2 separate regions of the Mus musculus genome follow, and region 1 is linked to region 2. Evidence: chromatin contacts called from ENCODE POLR2A ChIA-PET data. All regions are on one chromosome and are shown on one strand. Each heading gives the region's core, a stretch centred on a gene start or an enhancer-like site at or near the end of the contact. The rest is flanking DNA. Distances are from core to core; before and after follow the strand shown.

What was found. ChIA-PET counts read pairs that join two places held with the same protein, here RNA polymerase II (POLR2A).
Region 1: POLR2A ChIA-PET joins it to region 2 with 15 read pairs in embryonic stem cell. The contact joins the promoter of Cdk4 here to the enhancer-like site in region 2. POLR2A ChIA-PET finds 5 or more read pairs at or near these places in 4 of 5 experiments (Patski and embryonic stem cell).

What each region holds. Positions count from the first base shown.
Region 1 is chr10:127,062,174-127,066,191 of GRCm38, reverse strand. Cdk4 (cyclin-dependent kinase 4) reads right to left here and starts at 2,657. Exons shown (of 8, transcript NM_009870.4): 1 at 2,433-2,657; 2 at 1,739-1,972; 3 at 1,472-1,607; 4 at 1,190-1,357; 5 at 928-1,037; 6 at 189-239; 7 at 1-91. The coding sequence starts at 1,956.
Region 2 is chr10:126,970,805-126,974,923 of GRCm38, reverse strand. It overlaps Gm40798 (a long non-coding RNA gene), which reads left to right. Exons shown (of 2, transcript XR_872169.3): 2 at 89-480. Among named protein-coding and RNA genes, the nearest start is that of Gm40798, 4.7 kb to the left of the region's middle. Within about 2 kb of position 2,808, at least 1 of the 3 ENCODE cell types and tissues checked has a DNase peak (open chromatin) inside an H3K27ac peak, as active enhancers do.

The sequences.
Region 1 (4,018 bases), core at 1,408-3,907, 91 kb before region 2:
CTGCACTGGCCGAGGCCCTCTGGGGGCAAAGGCTCCTCGAGGTAGAGATACCTCTCGAGGCCAGTCGTCTTCTGGAGGCAATCCAATGAGACTGTGGGGACAGGACAACTCTGTTAGGAGGGGCCTTTCCCAGCTCCTGTCTCCGCGGCAGCAGGAAATGTCTTTCCTTTTCCTTATCAAATACTTACTCAAAGATTTTCCCCAACTGGTCGGCTTCAGAGTTTCCACAGAAGAGAGGCCTAAGGCAGAAAAAGACTCAAAGTATGTGTTATATCAAAAATAGGGGAGTGGGGGCTGGAGAGACGGCTCAGCAGATAAGACTGCTCTTCCGGAGGTCCTGAGTTCAATTCCCAGCAACCACACGGTGGTTCACAACCATCTGTAATGTAATCTGAAGTCCTTTTCTGGTGTGTCTGAAGACAGTGAGTGTACTCACATACATGGAAATAAATACATTTTTAAAAGAAAAAAAAAATTGAGGAGTAACCGTTATGTAGACCCAACTAGAGAGTGTGGAGACGAGGAACGGGAAGATCCTAAATCCAGGGCATGCCTATATGGTTTCTTGGTTCTAGGCAAGGTGGTCAGTATGAACTGGGTAGGCTGGATGTCCCGTACCATACATGCACAAAAGCGAATGGTCAAGAACAGGCATGTCTGTAAAAGACTTGGGGGCCGACGGAGTGTGAAGTTCAGTGGCACGGAAGCATTTACTGAGTGTGTGTGAGTTCTGATTTCAACCTCTAGCACAGTAAGACAAGCAGCCAAAGCTATGTGCAACTGAAGGTAGGTTAAGAGCTTCAAGTCCCATACGGGCGGTGGTAACGCATGCCTTTAATCCCAGGGCTCTGTGAGTTCAAGGCCAACCTGATCTACGGCCAGGACTAACCCTGTACCATTAACAACAAAAAGTTTCTAGTCCCATACTTCCGACGGAACATCTCTGCAAAGATACAGCCAACGCTCCACATGTCCACGGGTGTTGCGTATGTAGACTGCAGAAGAACTTCAGGAGCTCGGTACCAGAGCGTAACCACCTGAAGAGAATAGTAGAAATGAGTGAGTGTCGACCTCACGAACCAGACCTGCCTGGCTCTGAAAACTTCATGTACAAGACTCCTCAGTTGCTATGGGAAACCACCAAGAGCTACCCCTATCACAACCTAGTCGGCTAACGCCTTTTACTGACCACAGGCGTGAGGGCCATCTGGTAGCTGTAGATTCTAGCTAGGCCAAAGTCAGCCAGCTTGACGGTCCCATTACTTGTCACTAGAATGTTCTCTGGCTTCAGGTCCCGGTGAACAATGCAGTTTGCATGAAGAAAATCCAGGCCGCTTAGAAACTGACGCATTAGATCCTGTTTTTCAAGAAGAAAGCACAGAACACCGGAAACTATGTATCACTTCAAAATCCCAACAACTTCTATTGCAAAGATCGGTCCACCCTCGCCCCCAGCCCCACCCCTACTCACCTTAATGGTCTCAACCGGCAGGCCCGGTGGAGGTGCTTTGTCCAGGTATGTCCTCAGGTCCTGGTCTATATGCTCAAACACTAGGGTGACCTTGATGTCCCGATCAGTTCGGGAAGTAGCACAGACATCCATCAGCCTGAGAAGAACAAATGATCACCAGCTAGTCGTCCCCTTTGTCTCAACGTGGCCTCTGGCGTTCTAGGGTCCCACTCCTGCCTTACGGGTCCTATTGTCCTCTCCGCCCCACTCCCAATCCAACCTTCTCACCGTACAACATTGGGATGTTCAAAGGCCTCCAGCCTCCTTAACAAGGCCACCTCACGAACTGTGCTGACGGGAAGGCCCCCTCCAGCTGCTCCTCCATTAGGAACTCTCACACTCTTGAGGGCCACAAAGTGGCCACTGTGGGGATCTCGGGCTTTGTACACCGTCCCATAGGCACCGACACCAATTTCAGCCACGGGTTCATATCGAGTGGCAGCCATTCTCGAAGCAGGGGATCTACAATCACAGAGGCTTCTAATACCAAACTCACTCTCACGGTTAGGAGGGGGATGACCCGGCGGTAACAAAGGAACTCCTGCACAAGACCTCGCCAACGCGATCAGCAACATCCCACCCCTCCACACTTCCAGGGCCCGCGCCTTAGGTAACACAAAGACTCCCATCAAACCCTCCTCCTCCGGCCACGTTTTGTCCCGGAGGAAGAAAAAGAATGCTTTCTTTCCTTTCGGAGGACATCGCACTAGGCACAAAGAGGATCACACAGTGCACAGGGTTTGCACCGAAGATTCTGCACTTCACTCTCCAAAATCACACCCTTGCCCGCGACCACAAAGGCCCCACTTCCCGCCATTGGGCCACCTTCCATAATCAGCCAGCGACGCGCACGCGTGGGGAGCTGGAGGGTGCTGGTGGTGGCGGGGACTGGTCCCCCGATCCTGGATGAGACTGCACTCACCTTACGCTCGGCTAAGAGCTCTGGAGGTGGCCCTTTATCTGGGCCCGGGAGCCGGTTCCTGCGGCGCCATACACCGGGGATCGGTCCCGGGCAGCTGGACGCTTCGGGCCAGACCATAGACACAGGCCGCGAGCTAGAGAGGCCCCCTCACCCCCACCCTCACCATGTGACCAGCTGCCAGAGAGGCGCGCGGAAACCCGGGGGGCGGGGCGGGCGCCGGACGTTCTGGACACGTGATCTTCACCCTTGCGCAGTGGGCAACCCGGGCTGCTTTGATGGGAGGGGTGTGGTGGGGAAGGGGGCGGGGCCCTGACGGCCACGTGACCTGTTGCTATCCCACGTGACCCCTTGACTTTGCGCTGGGAAGCAGAGGTGTGGTTACGCTGTGTGGCACGTGACTGGCTGCCATACCCTGACTGCCGAGGGGGTGTGTGGGGGCGAGAGAGGGTGGAGCACAAGGCGGTGTCATGGCAACCGGGCCAACCAGCTCTCAACTCTGGGCTCAAGGCCGAGCCAGAGCGCATCTTCAGTCTCACTATGGGTCTCTGAGTGGGCGGGAGGTCGAGGTGTTAGTGGGAGATCCTGGTGCCAGAAATGGTGCTGTAACATTTCCACTCCACCGCCATGGGGAAACATTCGTATTTGTGTCTTTCTTTTACTCATTCATTCAACACAATTTTACTAAGTGCTTCCTTCCAGTTGGTATGCGATGTTTTTGTTTTGGTGTCTCAGTCACTCGCCCTTTGAAGTGATGATAAAGATAACTAGTATAGGTAATTGTGGTCTTATAAAACAGGGAATAAATAATTTCTATCTGAGGAGGAAACTAGGATTAAAAGATGGACAGAAGGAAATATAATAAGCCACTGTATGGGTATGGGGGGGCAGCAATTTAATGCCCTCCCTCTTCCCAACCTGTAAACCTCCCCAGGAATATTAAAAGCAGCAAGAAGTGATTGAAAATAGGGGTTCTTGATTTTACAAGAGTCTTTACACTAAGATTGCTACATATATATGTGATTGCATAAACAGATGACAGGGTAAGCATGTCCAGGGTCAGTCACCACCACATTGCTGGAAGATGACGTGTCCTTTTGCAAACCTGCAACTCCTCGTTGGGGTCATGTTCCTATTTTTTCCCCAGTCCAGCTTAGAACATATTCTTGATCTGATCAGCGTTTCCTAAATGGTCTGCCTACAGAAATCTAGTTAGACAGAGGTAGATCTGTGTGACGATTTCGTCTGCTCCAACTCCTTTATTGTCTCCCACCTCTTAGGGATATGGGATGAAGGACCATGTTCCCATTTGTGAAAAATTGCCTAAAATCTAGAGCTATTTTAAATTGATTTGGGGTGGGGGTGCTGGGGATTGGAGTTAGTGTTTTTTTGTTTGTTTGTTTGGTTGGTTTTTTGGATTTTCGAGACAGGGTTTCTCTGTGTAGCCCTGGCTGTCCTGGAACTCACTCTGTAGACTAGGCTGGCCTCGAACTTGGAAATCTGCCTGCCTCTGCCTCCTGAGTGCTGGGATTAAAGGCGTGTGCCACCACACCCGGCTTGGAGTTAGTGTTTTTATATGCAGTAAGCAT
Region 2 (4,119 bases), core at 1,559-4,058:
CTGGCCAGGCTGTGCAGTTGCTGCAAGGGGTCAGCCTGCCTTTCTTCCCCTTCTCCCTCCAGCACAATACTTGATCCAACTTTTACAGGAACTGTGAGATGAGAACCTAGGCCCTCACACTTAGCTGCTGAGCCGTCTCCCCAGCCATGGACGTCCCTGACTCTTCTGCTTCCATCCCTGGAATTCTGGGGTTCCAGATGTGGTACCAACACATCCAGTTTATGTGGGGCTGGGGATTACACAAACCCAGGGCTTTGGGCATGTGAGGGAAACAGTCTCCCAGCTGGCCCACATTCTAGTCCTGTCTTTGTTATTATTTTATTAATGTATTGTTTGGTTTTTGAGACAGAGTCTTACTGTAGCCTGACTGACCTTAACCTCACAGAGATCTGTTGAGGTTTGTTCTGTGGCTGTGTTGTAATGCTGAGTTCTGTATCGGAAGGTCTTCTTGCCTATCAGTAAATTCTCGCATTTACCAGCTTTTGTTGTACAAACTGTGTCTTTTTTTTTTTTTTTTAGATTTATTTATTTATTATAAGTACACTGTAGCTGTCTTCAGACACACCAGAAGAGGGAGTCAGATCTCATTAGGGATGGTTGTGATTTGAACTCAGGACCTTTGGAAGAGCAGTTGGGCGCTCTTACCTGCTGAGCCATCTCATCAGCCCAACCGTGTCTTTAATTTAAAACTATTGGTTGAATAAAAATGGTACAGCCAATTACTGGAGGGATTAGAGGTGGACAGGTTTTGAGTTACCTTGTTGGGGAAAGCAGAGAGGAGGGGGGGGGTGGGAGAACAGGAAGAGGAGAAGGAGGAGGAGTGGGAGAGAGAAGGAAGCTATCTCCAGAGGAGATGGGCCATGAGCACATGGCCAGGAGAAACAGGGAGTATCTGGGGGTACACCGCTGAGGAGGTAGCCAGACCAGCAGTTAGAAAAATAAATTAGGGGTGACCCCCAGTAACTGTCAAAGCCAAACAAAATAACCATAGTCTGAGTTTTATTCATTTGTAAGCTAGACAGGGATAAGTTTAAATTGGTTCAACTACAGAGATCTACCCGCCTCTGCCTCCTAGTTCCGGGGTTAAAAGTGTGTCGCCAGGACTGGCTGTTGTTAGTATTTTAACAACAAAAACAGTCTAGTCTGGAGTTTTCAGTTGTCATCTGGTTGTTCCCAAGTCCTCGTTCCATTTTGTACCGTTGGTGAGTTCTCAGCACCAGGGCTACACGGCACTGTGTGTCCTGTCATGAGGCAGGGAGGGAAACCAGTGACAGGGACTGAGGTTGGGAGCATCAGACGCTGGGGTGAATGGATGAGCTGGTGTAGGGAGCTTGGCTTCTCTGTAGTGCCGACTGGGAAACTGCCCACGGGGGGGGGGGGGGGGAGATGGGGGGTGGCGGGCTTCAGATTTTGGATGATGAAGTCTGCAAGCTGCTGGGGGCTGTCACCCAGTCCCCCACCCTTACTTGCCTCCTGACTCAATCTTCATATTCCAGTAAAGATAACAGCCCCGCTCCCCTCCTGGGGCTGGTTGTAAAGATTCAGTAAGAAAAGAGGTGAAGTATGAGGCCTGAATCACCTCTAGTAAAGTCACTCATCAGCCCAGGCCCCTCACACCAGAGACCTGAAGTCACCGTCCTCCCCAAGTCCTCCCCACTCACACCTATAGTAAGTCCTGAACACTAGTGGCTCCTCCCTTCCCTTCCCAGTCACGGAGCTGTTCTGTCAGCAGGTGCCTCATCCAAGTCCCAAGTCCATCCTTGCTCCTACATGCAAATCTGATACCGTCTACGTGGAGTGGAATGATGCAGCAGCTGGCCCAAGGCTTCCACGAGGAAGCTCAAGGTCCCCACATCTGGCTTCACTCCACCCCCACCCCCACCCCCTGCAGTTTGCAACGGTGAGGAAGAACCCCGAGGACCTGTGCCTCCACACTTGAGTACAGGGATTCCTGTCTGCCTGGATGTCCCTCTCTTTGTGGTACTGCCTCGCCTTAGATTAAGGTTCAGATGGCAACTCTTCCTCAAATCCTCCCAGGTCCCTGTGTGACAGGTGAGGGCCCACAGCAGCCTGTGCCCAGGGGCTGTCTTGTTTTCTATGCTCCCTCTCAGACTGGCACCACTGCCCCCTTGCTCTGGGCACTGAATCAGGGCGGCTATTTTCCCACCCAGGACAAGAAGACCCCAGAACCCCATAGCTGAGCACGTCAACACCCTGCTAGCCACCTAGGCCCCAGAATTTCCATCTAGATTCAAGCCAACTGACAACTTTGCCCAAGCATCCAGAAAAGGTGCAGGGCAGGGCAGACATACCATCCTAACACACTACGTTCGGTATGGGGACAGAGGGAGTAGTGTGAGCTAAAAGCTGGACTGCTGTGGGGTGGGGGTGGGGGTGGGGGTGGGGGAGTGGTAAACCCAAGTTCCCTCCACTGATCTGCACCCACCAAAGCGGCTCCTTCCCTCCCAGGTTCTGGGAGATCACATTGAGCTAGGCCCCAGCAATTGGGGACCTAGCCTGGTCCTAAATAAGGAAGCCACAGGAGCAGATCAAGTTTCCTGGAGTCCAGTATTTACAGGTTCCCCGGACCAAACCAAACCTCCCTCTGCATAGCTAGCTGCTCTTGGCTAGGAGTAGGGAAAGGATAGCTGGGGCCCCTTCTGTGCCCCACCCGCCTCCCTTCCAAGCAGGCGCGCCTCTCCCTCCCTCCAGGCTGCTCCCTGGCTGTCGCTGAATTCCAAAGCTTAGGCGGCTCTTTGAGGTCACGTGGTGCAGTAGGGGTGGGAATGCAGGAAGCCCCTGACCTAGCAGGCAGCCTCGACACCCTATGGTGATGCAGATTTTGGCCCCTCCTCCCCCGACCTCCCAAAGGCCAGCTTTGGTTTGACCTCTGGCCGGCCTACCGGGGCAAATTGGGTTTTTACCCTCCTTGAGCCTGCTGCGTGTTTGCTGTTCGCTAATCATCTGTACCCCAGCGGTGGTCCGTGTACCTTTCCCATTCCTAGACCTGGGTGGGAGTCAGGAGGGCACGCCTACTGGAAGGACTGGACTCCCTTGGCAAAATGTGCAGGGGAGTGAGAAGACTGGTTAAAGCCAGATACTTAGTGAAGGCCAAGATTATCCTCGTCAAGCAAATTCTAAATCGGTACCCTCTGTTAAGCCTGGTTGGAGGCCTCTGAAAACTGTCTTTTGGGACAGGGGACCAGGAACTGAGAGGCTCATTCGGTTTCCTTCCAAAATGGGTAGACAGAGACTCCAAGCAACTAACTTTGATTTAGTGTAAACATTAAAAAAAAAAAAAAAAAAAAAACCTGCTCTGGAGTTGACCTAGGTCACAGGAAGGGGGCCTGGCTTCCGTGCAGGGTTGGATGGCTAGACAGGAATGGCTGGCTTGGGACTTGAACACAGCTTACTGCCAACTTGCCTCAGGAGTGCAATATTCTCGGGAAGGAAGGAAAGAAGGAAGGAAGGAAGGAAGGAAGGAAGGAAGGAAGGAAGGAAGGAAGGAAGGAAAAAAGGAAGGTAGACAGGGAGGGAGGAAGGAAGACAGTGGGATGCTGTGCGGAGACCAGCACTCTCGATATCTACGATGAGAGGGAAGTCATTTCTTCGAGAATCATTCGTTCACTCATTCGAACGTTTATTAGTAAAAATGACACGTGCATCCATCCGGGACTTCACCGTGCACCAGGCCTCCAAGAGATCTTGCCCTTACATACAGCGTTCAGTGGCAGATGGAAATTGAGGGCAATTACAACCCAGTGTCCTAAGGGCTACAGGTGTAGGCAGGGAGAGAAAAGGCGAAGGTCAGGAAGGAAATATTCCCTGAGGCATGAAAGAGAAAGCAGAGTCCAGCAGCTGGACTGAGAGTAGAGTAGGGGAAGGTAGACTCAGAGCTCCAAGCCCAGAGGCATGGGAACTTGAGTAAATTCAGCCGATGGCTGCAGCTGAACAGGAGGGAATGTCGAAACTGCATTGGCGACCGAGGGATAAGTTGAATAGTGCTCACCCTGGAGGATAGCGTGTGTGTGTGTGTGTGTGTGTGTGTGTGTGTGTGTGTGTGTGTGTAACCCCTTACCCTTGCCAGTCCACTGAGTTCTGCAGGCATATGGCAGGGAG